Linked DNA regions of Homo sapiens: all the other regions are linked to region 1. Evidence: chromatin contacts called from ENCODE Hi-C or POLR2A ChIA-PET data. All regions are on one chromosome and are shown on one strand. The core of a region is the stretch at or near the end of the contact, and the rest is flanking DNA. Distances in the headings are between cores, read along the strand shown. Region 1 holds the start of LIN54 (lin-54 DREAM MuvB core complex component). Region 2 holds the start of MRPL1 (mitochondrial ribosomal protein L1). Region 3 holds the start of PPM1K (protein phosphatase, Mg2+/Mn2+ dependent 1K).

Region 1 (4,492 bases), core at 597-3,096:
GTGGGCCTTGGCGGGGAGCGGGAACCCGCCAGCGGGGTCCGCCGCGCCCCTTCCCTGAAGCTGGGTTGCGGGGGGCGAAGGATCCTTGGGGCTCGGTCTCTTCCCGTCGGCTCCCGAGAGGGTGGCTGTCACCCGGCAGGGCCAGCGCTCGGCCAGCCGCCTGCCCGGCGGTCTGGAGTAAGGGCTCCTGCGGCTGTTGACACGCACACTGCGCGACCCAACAAGCCACCCGTGGCGGCCCCAGGTTTCTGGGAACCGGTTTTGCTGCTGTGTCATTTTGTGCCAGTCCCTCCTCTCCCTACTGCCCGCCGCCGCGTTCTTCCTATGCCCCTTTGTACAGGCTCTTGTTCGTGCGTGTCCGTTTTCCTCGCGAAGCCCACCAGCCAAATGTCATAATGTTCCCGAGGTGCACGGGGGAAGGGAGCGGGCCGGGACTTAGCTTGGCCAGCAACGGTAAACAACCAAGCAGAGTGCGGATGGACGGGGCCGTCAGTGGGGAAATGAAGTTTAAAGATGAAGTAATTGAGAACACTTTATACTCTCAGCATCTGGTAGTCTGCATATAAAAACAGCAATTGGGGTGGGTGGTGGACAGCCCTTGTTGAAGGCTGAATCTACCGACTTTTATATGGAGTTGCCATTGAAACAAGGTAGGGAAATGAAATGACTTTTTCAACTTCAACTTCAACCTTACTCTTCCTACACTAACTTAGACAGTAGAGTGGCCCTGTTCGCAGCCTTGAAATTCAGTTTGCCCAGAGCTTATGTTGTGGTTGAATGATACAGAATTCAGCTTTTGGATGGTTAACTCTTTCTAAAATTGACAAAGGCAGCCAGTTTCCTTTTTTTTTTTTTTTAATGCTGATCTCTTCAGAAGCCTTGCAGCTTATGTTTTGTTATTTTTTAAATGATTAAGAATTACCTCTGTTCTCTTTTGGTTACTTATTCAACTGACTGATGACAAGAGCTGGTAACTCTTACCTACCTAGTAGGTAGCTCTAGGATCTTGTTCTGAAGCAAGCTGTTTATTTTTACTGTACAGAACAAATATATCAGCAGCAGATGGTTTTTTTTTAATTTGATGACTTAGATCCTAAAAAAACATTTGGCAAATAATTTTAGCTAAGAGTTATATTTTCAATATTTTAGAAATCGATCATTCATGAATGTTTCTACAATTAGTTCAATCATTTCAAATCTAGTTGCGCTTTGACGTCTTAAACCGATGACAGATTGGAAGTCGCAGTGTTCATGGACAGAAATGACCAGATAAATTAAGTTGGAGAGGAAGATAGCTCAGAACTTTATTTTTTTAAATTAGATATTTTGACCACTTCATCTGCATGAGGATTGCTGCCTGTAATTGACAAAGGTGTCAAAGGTCGAACATGCATATGGAAATAGCTCATCCTGTCAAAGTAGTTCTGCGGGTGGGGTAAAATGTCAAAGTTGGTGAATGACATTAAAGGTCTTTCACAGTGTTTTTAGTGCCTGAGATAGCCACAGTGAATGAAACGCATTCCACCATCTCTCTCAAGTTGCTGCTCTGAAAATGAAAGAGTTTGGGTTCTTTATTGTCCTTATGCCACCCTCCGCATGGCTTTTGGTCTTGCAAACAAAAATATGCCGGACTTGGGACCCCGCAGGTGGCGCGACTTCCTTTGGCGTCCCTGCGGGGGCCCGTGCTCCGCCCGGGGGTGAAAGGTCTCGGCGTAGCCCGTGTGCACTTGCACGGCCCTTGTGCGTTTGAAGGTTGGCGGGGCGGCGGGAGGCTTCCCCGGATATGTGGGTGTGCGCCTCCCGGGTGGGGCGGGCGGGGAGGGGAGGAGGAGGAAGGGGGAGGTTACTGGTGGTGGCGGCGGCGGCGGCGGCCCGGGCTCCGGCTGTCGGGGAAGCTGCTGAGCTGTGATGGTGATGACGAGGTGAAAATGGCGGATCTTTCGAAATACAATCCCGGCCCCTGACATACCAGAGGCGGCGGCGACGGCGACGTCGCCACCCCGGCTCCCTTCTCGGTCCCCGGGTACCCTGGAGCGCTCCAGTTTGGACAAACTGGGAAAGGAAGCTGCTGGCCAGAGCTATCGTGCACGGGCAAAACAAGCCCCGCCGGGGCTCGGGATTGCCCAGGACCTTCTGGAGCCCCTACCTCGGAGCCCGAGGGAGGAGAAAGCGGCAGCCGCTGGAGGTAGAGGAGGATGGGGTACCCGAGGGCTTCTCTGTCCGGAGATCTCTTTATTTGGGGGGATGGGGGTGGGTGGGGAAAGAATTGCGCGGTGGATCAAGGAATGACTTGTCCGGAGTGCGAAGAATCAGTAGCCTCGTCATGACATCAACATTATTCTTTGAGTGTTAAGAGGGCTCCAGTTTGCTCTTATACCTAAGGCTGCTGCTGAGGCCTAGAGGAACCGCTAGCACTTATCATGATTTCCTGATATAATGTTTAAAACAGCCACTCTGGCGGGTGTTGCTTTGATGGTGTTCAGCAGTTCTTGGGGTTGTACGTTTCTTTAGGGAGGCAGAGCATTGGCATTTTATCTGCATTTAAGATCTGTGTCTTAGATCCTAGTCTGTAACTTGTTGGGTTGTGGATGTTCACATTTTATAGAATAGGGACCAGTTTTGTAAGAATTAGAAAAAAAATTTTTAATGCTCTGTTATCCTTAGAGTAACTAACCTCTTTGCCCCTGCCATTTGGCATATAACAATTGAGATACTCTCAGTTATATTTTATACTCATGCTTTTCAGGGAAGTTCTTCTCTATACTCACCCTCCTGCCCCCGCCAACCTAGTTCATGAATTCAGAGAGTAAAGTTATGAAAAATTTTGCTGTAGATTTTATAATGCAAATGAAATACAGCTCTAGGAGCTCTCTTTTGGTCCTGAGTTTTACCTTCATTGTTAAGAAGGAGAGTTGCGATGGGGTGATGCAAGCATTTGTTGTGAGTACATTAAGTTGGGAAAAATAAATTGAGACCTCTGTTATTTCTAAATCACTAAATGCTGGAGTGATTAGCCTAGCCCTTTGTTTAGAGAGCTGGATTGATTGACTATAACAGCCACTGTTTTATTAGGTTATCTGAAGACCCATGTTAAGTTTTAGGTTATGCTGAAAGATCCGTAAGGAGTCTGTCTCCTTGCACACAACACTAGTGTTACAGAAAAGTTACATGTGAATCAAATTTTTAGGCTGGGCAAAAAAATTTTTATACATTAATTTGGACCCTATGCTTTTCCCCCAGCTTTTTTGGGTCAATGACATTGAGTGTATAATGAACAGAAGGATTAGTATTGAGGAATGCCCATGGGTAATGTTTATGATTAGCCCTAAATTTCCGTATTCAAATTGTCTACAGAGAGTATATGTGATATTATTTCCTTATTCAAATTGTCTACAAAGAGTATATGTAACACACTGTGCCATAGTGTGTCATATATCACAAATTTTGTAGTTTACTTAGAGGGGAAATATTTTGTGTGAATAGGTGTGTATAGTTTGTAGGTCTGGCTTTCACTTACTAGAAGAATAAGAGACCCAAAAAAATTTTTAGGAGAAATACCTTAGAGGTACTCAGAAGGTTTAATGATGACGATAATGATTATTTTTTAAAAATAATTTGTCTGATGCTGTATTATTCAGTAGGTATTTGGTTTTGTCTTTTTAAAATTACAGTTTTTATGTTGCAGTTATTTGACCCATGCCTTATAGCTGCTGACTCAGTAGTAAGACTAAGAATTTTAAAAATAATTAAAATAGGGAGATTAAAAAGCTTTTTCATTGGCTTTCTTTTAATCACAGAGGGCTATTGTCTCTTTGTGATTCTTTGTGATTGTCTTTAAAGACCAGTTTTCAGATTGTCCTGGTTAGAACAATTGTGTATTAATAATTAAAAGTGTGTTAGAAATGAAGCAAGAATTATACCACCAGAGATAGTCCAGTGTTCATTTTTTGGGGGAAGAGTATTATAGATTTTCACTACTTTTTCTTTATTTTTTTCCAAGGCAGAGTTTCACTCTGTCGCCCAGGCTAGAGTGCAGTGGCGCAGGCTAGAGTGCAGTGGCGCGATCTTGGCTCCCTGCAAGCTCCGCGTCCTGGGTTCACGCCATTCTCCTGCCTCAGCCCCCTGAGTAGCTGGGACTACAGGCGCCCGCCACCACGCCGGGCTAATTTTATTTGTATTTTTAGTAGAGACGGGGTTTCACCATGTTAGCCAGGAAGGTCTCCATCTCCTGACCTCGTGATCCACCCACCTCGGCCTCCCAAAGTGCTGGGATTACAGGCGTGAGCCACTGCGCCCGGCCGATTTTCACTACTTTTTCAAACATTATTATTGGGTGTCTATTAGGTGTCATATAGTATGCTAGGGATAGTGGATAAAATAACCTCAATATCATTACTTCAGGGAACTTTCAATTTAAGAATCACTGGAGGTGAAGTTGGAAGGATCAATTCAGTGGGGTCTTGCTGCAGAAGGCCTTAAGAGTTACAGAAAA
Region 2 (4,212 bases), core at 920-3,419, 5.1 Mb after region 1:
AGAATTGCTTGAACCCGGGAGGCAGAGGTTGCATGAGCCAAGATCGTGCCACTGCACTCCAGCCTGGGTGACAGAGCAAGATTCCTTCTCAAAAAAAAAAAAAAAAAAGATATACACAATAATTGGCCATCCATTTCTCCAACAGCCAGGAAGAATGCTGGTATTGAGGCTAATACCTAAAAAGAACAGTAGCTACCGTGGCTTCCAGTGCTTTAATGAACCTCCGATGTGGGGCCTTCTGGCAAAACATTTGCAATTTCATATTGTTGAAGCATTCATTGTATCCCTGGGGGTTTTCGCTATGTTCGCGGTGGCTGAGCCAAGAAAGAAGGCATGTGTCGACTCCTACAGAAATGATGATTCCATAAAAGATTTTGAGGAGATGAGGAAAACGTATATTTCAGAGCACAAAGTGATTTTGCAATATAAAGAATTTCTTTGGGTTGAATTACCTAAAAGTTTGTCACTGACCTGTGTTCTTGAACTATGAAATGTGAAAGTTTCTCCTGATAAGTAAACAATTAAAAAAATAAAAAAGATAGACAATAATCAAAGCCACAAACTTTGGATGAGCTAACCAAGGAGTGAATTTAGATACAGAAGAGATGAGAATGAAGGATGGAACCCTGGCTTCCAGAACACTCCAAAGTAAAGAGGCTGGGGAGAGGAAGAGGAACCAGCCAAGTAATGTGAGAAAAAATGACACATGAAATAGGAAGACAATTAACAGAGAGATATCCTAGAAGCCAAGAGAAGAAAATGTGACAAGAAAATTATAATATTCAGGTATTTTTGGTTTCTTTGGATTTGTGTAACATAACGATTTCTGTCATACATGAAGATGCCTTCAACCTCCTTTCAGAAATAATATACATTTTGGTTTGCTCACAAAGTAGGCATCAGGGTCTGTTGTTATCTCTTGTCACCCCTAATTTTTGAGCAATAACTCTCTTGACACAGTTTTCCTAAAAAGAAACTCAAAAAAAAAAAAAAAAAAACTGTGATGCAGTGTTAAATATACATGTATCACTGACCTAGGATTGCAAGCTTCAGTACTTCCTCTGCCATTTACTAGTTATATGAACTTGGCCACATATCTAATAAGTTCAGTTTCTTCCTCTGTAAAATGGGGGTAATGCTGGCTACTGCTTCTACCTAAAGACCTACCTAAATTAAACAATATATATCACTGGACTTCAAAAACACAAAATAAAAGCAAAAAGCGTTGCACAGGCCGGGCGCAGTGCCTCACGCCTGTAATCCCAGCACTTTGAGAGGCCGAGGAGGGCGGATCACCTGCGATTAGGAGTGCAAGACTAGCCTGGTCAACATGGTGAAACCCTGTCTCTACTACAAATACAAAAATTAGCCAGGCATGGTGGCACACGCCTGTAGTCTCTGCTACTCGGGAGGCCGAGGCAGGAGAATCGCTTGAACCTGGGAGACGGAGGTTGCAGTGAGCTGAGATCGCACCACAGCACTCCCAGCCTGGGTGGCAGAGCGAGACTGCCGTCTCAAAAAAAAAAAAAAAAAAAAATTGTTGCACAAGAAAGGGCTGTCATCGTAGACAAAAAGTTGAAATTATTAAGATGAAAAGAGGCGCTACCAAGAGGTACTACAGAATTAGCCCCCTCAAATGATAAACGTTGATCCAAATTAGACCACCTATGGAAGTTTAAGAACTGGAATCGCCTATAACGAAGTAATTCCGAAAGCACCAAAAAGCACTTTGAAAATTGCTCTAATTTACAGACTTAAGCCACTCAAATACATCATCTTTCCCTTATCAGAACTCACCTCACTTATCACACTCCACTACCCGCAGCCCACACCCCAGTATCAGAGACGACCCAGTCCTTGCCATGCCCATAGGTGGCTGGAGGGCGCTCGATGTACGTCCCGCTCCCACTCCCTCCCTCAGGGTGGACGTCTCCAGAATGGAGTGAAACCCTTCATAAGGTCACTTTTAAGTAGTAATGACCCACCCTCTGAAAAACCTAGAGACCAGAAACAGCACGAGGCATTTTCAGCACCCAGAGCAGAATCCGCCTTGCACTCTGCTGCAACCAGAGACTCGGTGCCAGAGCCATTTCCCCTGCAAGACAACCCCTCGCCTTACCTCTACCCATGCACCTTACGGCCGCCGCCATGTTGGGCACTCCGGATTGCGTTCACGAAATTGTTCCTACGTTTCTACTGGGAAGAATTAAAAAAAGGTTCCGTTCTAGAATCCGCAAAGAGGGAAGGAGTTAAAAAGAGAAAGAGGAACGGGGCGGGGACCAAAATGAGCTTTGCTGCCGGCGTGGCGGTGTTACTGTTAGTCCTCCGTGTTGCCCAGGACCCTGTGTGTTTCGTGGTTCCGGTATGGCTGGTTAACCACCTTCGGGAAAATACGATCCTGTTGGCGATGCTGTGATTATTTTAATCCTTCCTTCTTATTCTTTTTCTTTTTTGATCCTGCAAGTGTACTCAGAGCGACAATTTTAACAGGCTGTGAGAGTACTTAATACCCAACGTAAAATCTTGAAAAACAGGAACCCTGAAACCCACTAGCTTCCTCCGCCACTTTTCCGGCCTTGGAAAGACTTATTTTAAAAATTCTCTAGGCGTTTTCGCCGCTACCCGAGGGAGGTGTCCAACTCACTGACAAACTTTTTTTGCTAATTGTCAAACTTTCTGTCAGCGCAAGATCAACCTTAGCTTTAAAATCTTAAATTAATCTCTACATTTACCCCCTGCTGGCAAGCGAGTAGACTTACCATTAGGATCAATTGAATAATAATACTTGACATTTATAAAACATTTCTAGTTTTAAAATGGCAGCTCCAAGACCCACGCACAAGTTATTCTGATAGGAAAAAAAAACAAAAACAAAACAGAATGAGTGTACTTTCCATTACGTCACAGCTGTCGGTGTGGTTTATCTAAAACAAATCTGATTACGGATTTTATCACTTCCCAGCTTACCTCCCCCACAACACACACACACACACACACACACACACACACACACACACGTTTCTCACCTCCATAACTTGGTTCATTCTATCTTCTCTGCTTCGTGTGTACCGTACCCTACATCACCTAGGTAACTTTTTAAAGATTTCGCCTCAGGCTGTGTTTCTTTTAAACAGTTTTGAGATATAATTTACATAGCATACAATCTACCAATTTAAATTGTACAATTAAATGGTTTTTAGTGTACTCAAAGAGTTGTGCAGCCATCACCACAATATATCAGTTCTTGTCACCAGTCTGAGCTTTTTATGGGTAGAAACCATCTTACTCATTTTTGTAACCTCAGCACATACTTCAGTGCCAGGCCCATAGGAGGCTCTCAGTAAATGTTTGCTGAATAAATGAATATATGCATACATGAATTAGTGACTCAATTAGAATGGCAAGCCTGCAAAATTAACTTGCTTCAATGAAGCTGCCCACAGGCAGATGAACTGGATCAAAGGCATTTCCCAGATGCTTTATTCATATTTATACATAGTACTCATCTACATGAAAAAATAAGATTTCTAATGTATTGCCTTGTCTTGTTAACACCTAAGCAGTTACTTCAAAGATTCTATAACAATTTGTGACTTATGCAAAAAAATCGAAGAACTTAAATCTATCTTTGTAAACTTTTCCTTCTCTCCCTCGCTCCCTCTCATCCTCCCTTCTTTTCACAAATATATGAGTGCCTGCCATGTGTCAAGCAGTGTACTTGGCTATGCATAAATGAAAAAAACTAATTCAATTTGAGAGTAAGTACCAGAATTGGAGCAAGTTTACCCAGTCAATTTCAGAGAAAAACAAACACTCAGATTAGAGGTGCTGGTCCTTAGACCCTATATCTGTTTCCTTTCCACAGTCCACAGCTGGGGTCAGTTGGCCCCCATCTGTGGACTTTTTTTTCCCCCTCTCAAGACAGGATCTCACTCTGACACCCAAGCTGGAGTGCAGTGACAAGATCATAGCTCATTGCAGCCTTCACCTGCTGGGCTCAAGTGATCCTCATGTCTCAGCCTCCCAAGGGGCTGGGACTACAGGCACACACCACCACACCTGGCTAACTTATTTTTATTTTTCTTTATAGACAGCGGGGAGTGTGGGGTGTCTTTCTTTTTTGCCCAGGCTGGTCTCAAACTCCTGGCTTCAAGCAATCCCAAAGTGCTGGGATTACAGGTGTGAACCAACACGGCAGGCCCCATTTATGGA
Region 3 (4,177 bases), core at 368-2,867, 5.3 Mb before region 1:
CATTAGCTGTGTATGGTTGAGCGTGCCTGTAGTCACAGCTACTTGGGAGGCTGAAGTGGGAGGATCACTTGAGCCTGGGAAGCAGAGGTTTCAGTGAGCTCAGATAGCGCCACTGCACTCCAGCCTGGGCAGGAGTAAAACCCTGTCTCAAAAAAAAAAAAAAAAAAAAAAAAAAAAGAAAGAAAGACAAAAGAAAAAAAAATCCAGGAAGTCTATGAAAAGACATCAACTCAACATAATATTACTCAAGGTTATTACTATAATTTGTGAGCCGTCAATATGAGAGTCACTCTCTAACCTGGTTATTAAATGCACTGGATTCAAAACAGTTGTCCCTGGCCTAGAATAACTAAAATGCCAAATCAAGTTAATTATTTATCTTTAAAATCTCTAATCTCTCTGCTCTTCTCTCCCTTCAGTGATATTGTCATAGTTTAATCAAAGTCATCTTCCACCTTAAATTTCATCTGTCATCATCTCCTAATCAGTTTCCCAATAGCTTATTTTAACTGTTCTTTGCACACTAACCAAAGTGATGTAAAGTCTAAACCCAGACCCTTTCACTTCTTTTTTTCGAATGCCTCAATAGAAGCCCATTAAATTTAAAATGTAATGCCAACTCCAAGCCCCTGTCTGCCTCATCTCTCTCACATCATGCTGTTCTTTCCCTCCCTCAATATGCTGGAGACACTTTGGCTTTCTTTCTGTTCTTCCAAAACGCCGGGCTGTCTCACCGAGAGACCTTTGTCTGCTGTCCCCTCTGCCCAAAACAATTCATCATTTTATTGGTTCCATGGCTGAATGACTGATGGTTTAAATGCCATCTTATAAAGTTCTCATATAACAATCTTATCTGAAGTTATCCTCCAGTGTCCACACCATGCCTATTTCTTTCCTTGACATGATTAATTACTATTCTATGTGCTTGCTTACTTGTTGGTTTTCTCCCTCTTCTTTGTTAGACTGAAAATTCTATGAGGGCAGCTATCGTGTCTAGCTGTGTTAGGGGCGTATCCCCAGTGCCTAGCAAATGTATAGCATACAAGACGTCCTTCAATAAACACAGAAATACTTGTTTAATGAATTAATAGACATTCCCTAAAGATCACAAGATACCTGTTCAGCCACGAAGAAGACTGCACTGTGCACTGCTGTTCAAAGACATGGCAGTGAAATCAGATGCCTTTCAAACTCTAAGCCTAAGCAGTATTGGCATTCCGTTCTCGGTTTCCTGGCTGTCACAACTACAGTCCCTTAGCCCGAAGCGAAACCCCCTCCGCGCTCCGCCCGCTGGCTAGGTACCAAGTCTCGCGGCCCCACCCACCGCGCAAGCGCGCCCCCTCTTTGGCTGGGGAGCTAACCTCGGGAGGGCGGGGCGCCGCCGCGAGCCACCACTGGCACAGGGTGACGTCGCTCCGCCGCGCAGCTGGAAGCCTGCGAAGTCAAATAGCAGCCGCGGGGAGGCTCGTTCCCATCGGCATCTGTGACTGGCTGCGATCGAGGGCCCGGGCGGCCGGCCAGCCGTCTCGCCGAGTGCGGACTGGCCGGATCTGCTGTCAGTCAGCGGGAACAGACTTCTCCCTCTCCATCTGGTCAACTGCGGGAGAAAAATTTTCGAGAATTTCCAGCAGGCAAGGCAGTGGCCGCTTTGACTGCTTGCTTCGGAGATCCGAGACGACGGAGAAGGCACTCTTATTTACCGACCAAGAAAGCTCCTCCCCCGTCCTCCGTTAGCTAATTAAAACATTTTTCAGGGACGTAGCCATCCAGAGGTAAGAGCCTAGAGAGTGCAATTCATTTATTTCTGCTAACCATGTATGCTGTTCTTTATTGGCGGTCGCGGAATGGAGAGTAAACGGAGAAGGGTTTCCCGGGAGGTCGAAGGGGAGACGTCGGTTTCCGTTCCCCCGCCCCCCGAGTCGGCGCTTGGCCGGCGGCCTCTCGGAGTTCTCAGAGCGTCGCTTTCTTCCCTTTGGAGGTCGTGAGCAGCTCGTCGGGGTGAGGCGGGGCCCAGCTGGGCTGCCTGCGCCCCGGGCGGCGGGTTTCCAGCCCAGACTGCGCTCGGCCTTGAATGTGGCCGCAGGCTGGAGGGCCAGCGCGGCGCGAGGCGGGCAGGGTGGGTGGGCTGGGACTGGAGACCCTTGCCCGAGGCCCCGGAAGCGAGGATGCTGCGGGGTGGGTGCCGCGTTGCCTCCCGGGCGAGGGAAACGTGGCGACAACGGGCTCGGTACGCCCAGAGGGAGGTTGGGAGGCGGAGACCTGGCGGCAGAAGGTGCCGAGGGAGCCCAGCTATTTGCGAGGCTTCGCAGGCAGGCGGGCGTGTGTTCTTCCCACCGTGTGTCACCCTGACCACCCGCCTGTCAGGGCCAGCGAGCCGAGGCCAGGATCCTGAGCTGTACCCAGGTGAGCTTTTCAGGAGGTCCGGCATCGTGAAGGATGCACAGCCCCGGCTGGTTTTGATCCGAAGACTTGGGTTTTACTTTGCGCAGGGAGCGCTGTAGTACTCAAGGCGTTGTAGCTGGTGATGTCTTTTTCAGCAGCCGCTTTCTGTAGATGAGGGAATTCACCGGATGTGACAAAGAGGCTCCAGGTGGAAATAGCCAGGGAATTTGCAGTCTCAAAAGCTCCACGGGCTTTTCTGAGCCTCCCACTGCTAACGTGCAGCAAGGCCTCATCGGTTCTTTCCGTCAGGGCGGAGGAATGAGGCTGTCCTTCGGTTTCAGAATGAGCGACTAAAGTGACAGATTACAATGACGATGAAAAAGAGCAATGAGACCGGTAGCAATGGCTCACGCCTGTGATCACAGCACTTTGGAAGGCCAAAGCGGGCTTGAGCCCAGGAGTTCGAGACCAGCCTGGGCAACACATCGAAACCTCGGCTCTACAAAACATACAAAAATTACCCGGGCGTGGTGGCATGTGCCTGTGGTCCCAGCCCCGGAGGCTGAGGTGGGAGGATCTCTTGATCCTGAGTGGTCGAGGCTGCAGTGAGCCGAGATCGCACCACTGCACTCCAGCCTGGGCGACAGAGCAAGACCCTGTCTCAGAAAGAAAAAGAAAAACAGCCATGGTTTGTGGTGTTCTGGTTAGGCAGCTGTGGCAGGAAGAAGAGCAGCACGTGCGTGTGTGTGTGTCTGATAAAATACCTTAGTTACAATATTTGAGTAGTGAGTTCTCGCTAATAATTTTTTCTTGCAACCTTAGTCATTACTACTGATCACCCAGGCAAATTCCTTGACTGCAATCCTTAGAGACGAGGAAAGAAGAGAGGAGAGTGGCTGGTGACATAATAGACTGTGAAGGAAAGTTCTTAAAGGCATTATAAAGTTACAGGTTTGGGATATAGTCTGTGGCTTGTATGCATATTTACTAACGTGTCTTAAAAGATATCTATGGGAATAGAATACTGAGTACTTTTCACTGCTCACATTTCACACTTTTCTCCAGTCACACATCTGAACATAGACATATTCACATTAAACCTAAGGGGAGTCCTTTGGAGTTTTTATTGTTGTTTTCTTTTTTCCCCTCAGGTAAAGCAGTAAATTTTCTTTCCCTTCCTCCTAGCAGGGTATTGAGAAAGAAGGTATTGGGGTCCCAATTAGCTGAAATACATTCTGGAAATTTCCATACTATTTGAATTTACTGGGATGCCTTAATTGATTTTCTAAAAAGGTCGATAGGTAAATATTTGGTTTAAGAATATTTAAAAGGGCTGTGTTCTCATTGTGGAAGTTGTAGATACCTAAATGCCACTTCATAATGGGCAGATAGGAATGCTTTCTTAAAATATTTTTTCTAGAGGGATAAAATCTAAGCAGGTTTCAGAACTTTAGAACTCCTGAATAATTTTGGCATGTGCTTAAACTGCCCTTTTGACCTGCTTTTAACATACAAGAACAGTTTAACTCAAATCCAGTGCACCTTCCTGCCAGAGAAAGTGCTTTCCTTTTGGATGACTTGACTTCCAAAGATTGAATATAATGTTAAAATGGTTTATAAAAATAAACTAGCCATGTTTTCCGATCAAAAAATTGACCTAAATCTCCCCTGCTTACTTAAAAAGATTCCTTCTCTCTCTTAGTTTGTGGAATAATGAACTCATCCCAATTTTTAATTGCTGAACTGACAAAAGACAATCCTTAGGTGTTTGCTAGTTTGTTCTCCACTCTTTTTG

The links. A loop is a pair of places that touch in the nucleus more often than their neighbours do. ChIA-PET counts read pairs that join two places held with the same protein, here RNA polymerase II (POLR2A). Pooled maps may share reads with other maps.
Region 2: a loop to region 1 is called in a map of CD4-positive, alpha-beta T cell, with 5 times the contacts of the local background. The contact joins the promoter of MRPL1 here to the promoter of LIN54 in region 1. A Hi-C loop is called at or near these places in 1 of 168 maps with a recorded cell type or tissue (CD4-positive, alpha-beta T cell) and 9 of 50 pooled maps. POLR2A ChIA-PET finds 5 or more read pairs at or near these places in 2 of 52 experiments (GM12878 and activated B cell).
Region 3: a loop to region 1 is called in a pooled map, with 18 times the contacts of the local background. The contact joins the promoter of PPM1K here to the promoter of LIN54 in region 1. A Hi-C loop is called at or near these places in 2 of 37 single-sample maps with no recorded cell type and 10 of 50 pooled maps.

The regions. Positions count from the first base shown.
Region 1 is chr4:83,008,177-83,012,668 of GRCh38, reverse strand. It overlaps LIN54 (lin-54 DREAM MuvB core complex component), which reads left to right and starts at 1,846. Exons shown (of 13, transcript NM_194282.4): 1 at 1,846-2,185. RefSeq lists enhancers at 1-25, 1,907-2,006 and silencers at 1-32, 1,757-1,836.
Region 2 is chr4:77,860,787-77,864,998 of GRCh38, reverse strand. It overlaps MRPL1 (mitochondrial ribosomal protein L1), which reads right to left and starts at 2,169. Exons shown (of 9, transcript NM_020236.4): 1 at 2,120-2,169. The coding sequence starts at 2,150. RefSeq lists enhancers at 1,622-1,721, 2,082-2,481 and a silencer at 3,966-4,181.
Region 3 is chr4:88,282,001-88,286,177 of GRCh38, reverse strand. It overlaps PPM1K (protein phosphatase, Mg2+/Mn2+ dependent 1K), which reads left to right and starts at 1,617. Exons shown (of 7, transcript NM_152542.5): 1 at 1,617-1,772. PPM1K-DT (PPM1K divergent transcript) reads right to left here and starts at 1,248. Exons shown (of 5, transcript NR_134238.1): 1 at 1,117-1,248. RefSeq lists a silencer at 1,255-1,474 and enhancers at 1,209-1,732, 1,645-1,734, 1,775-1,834.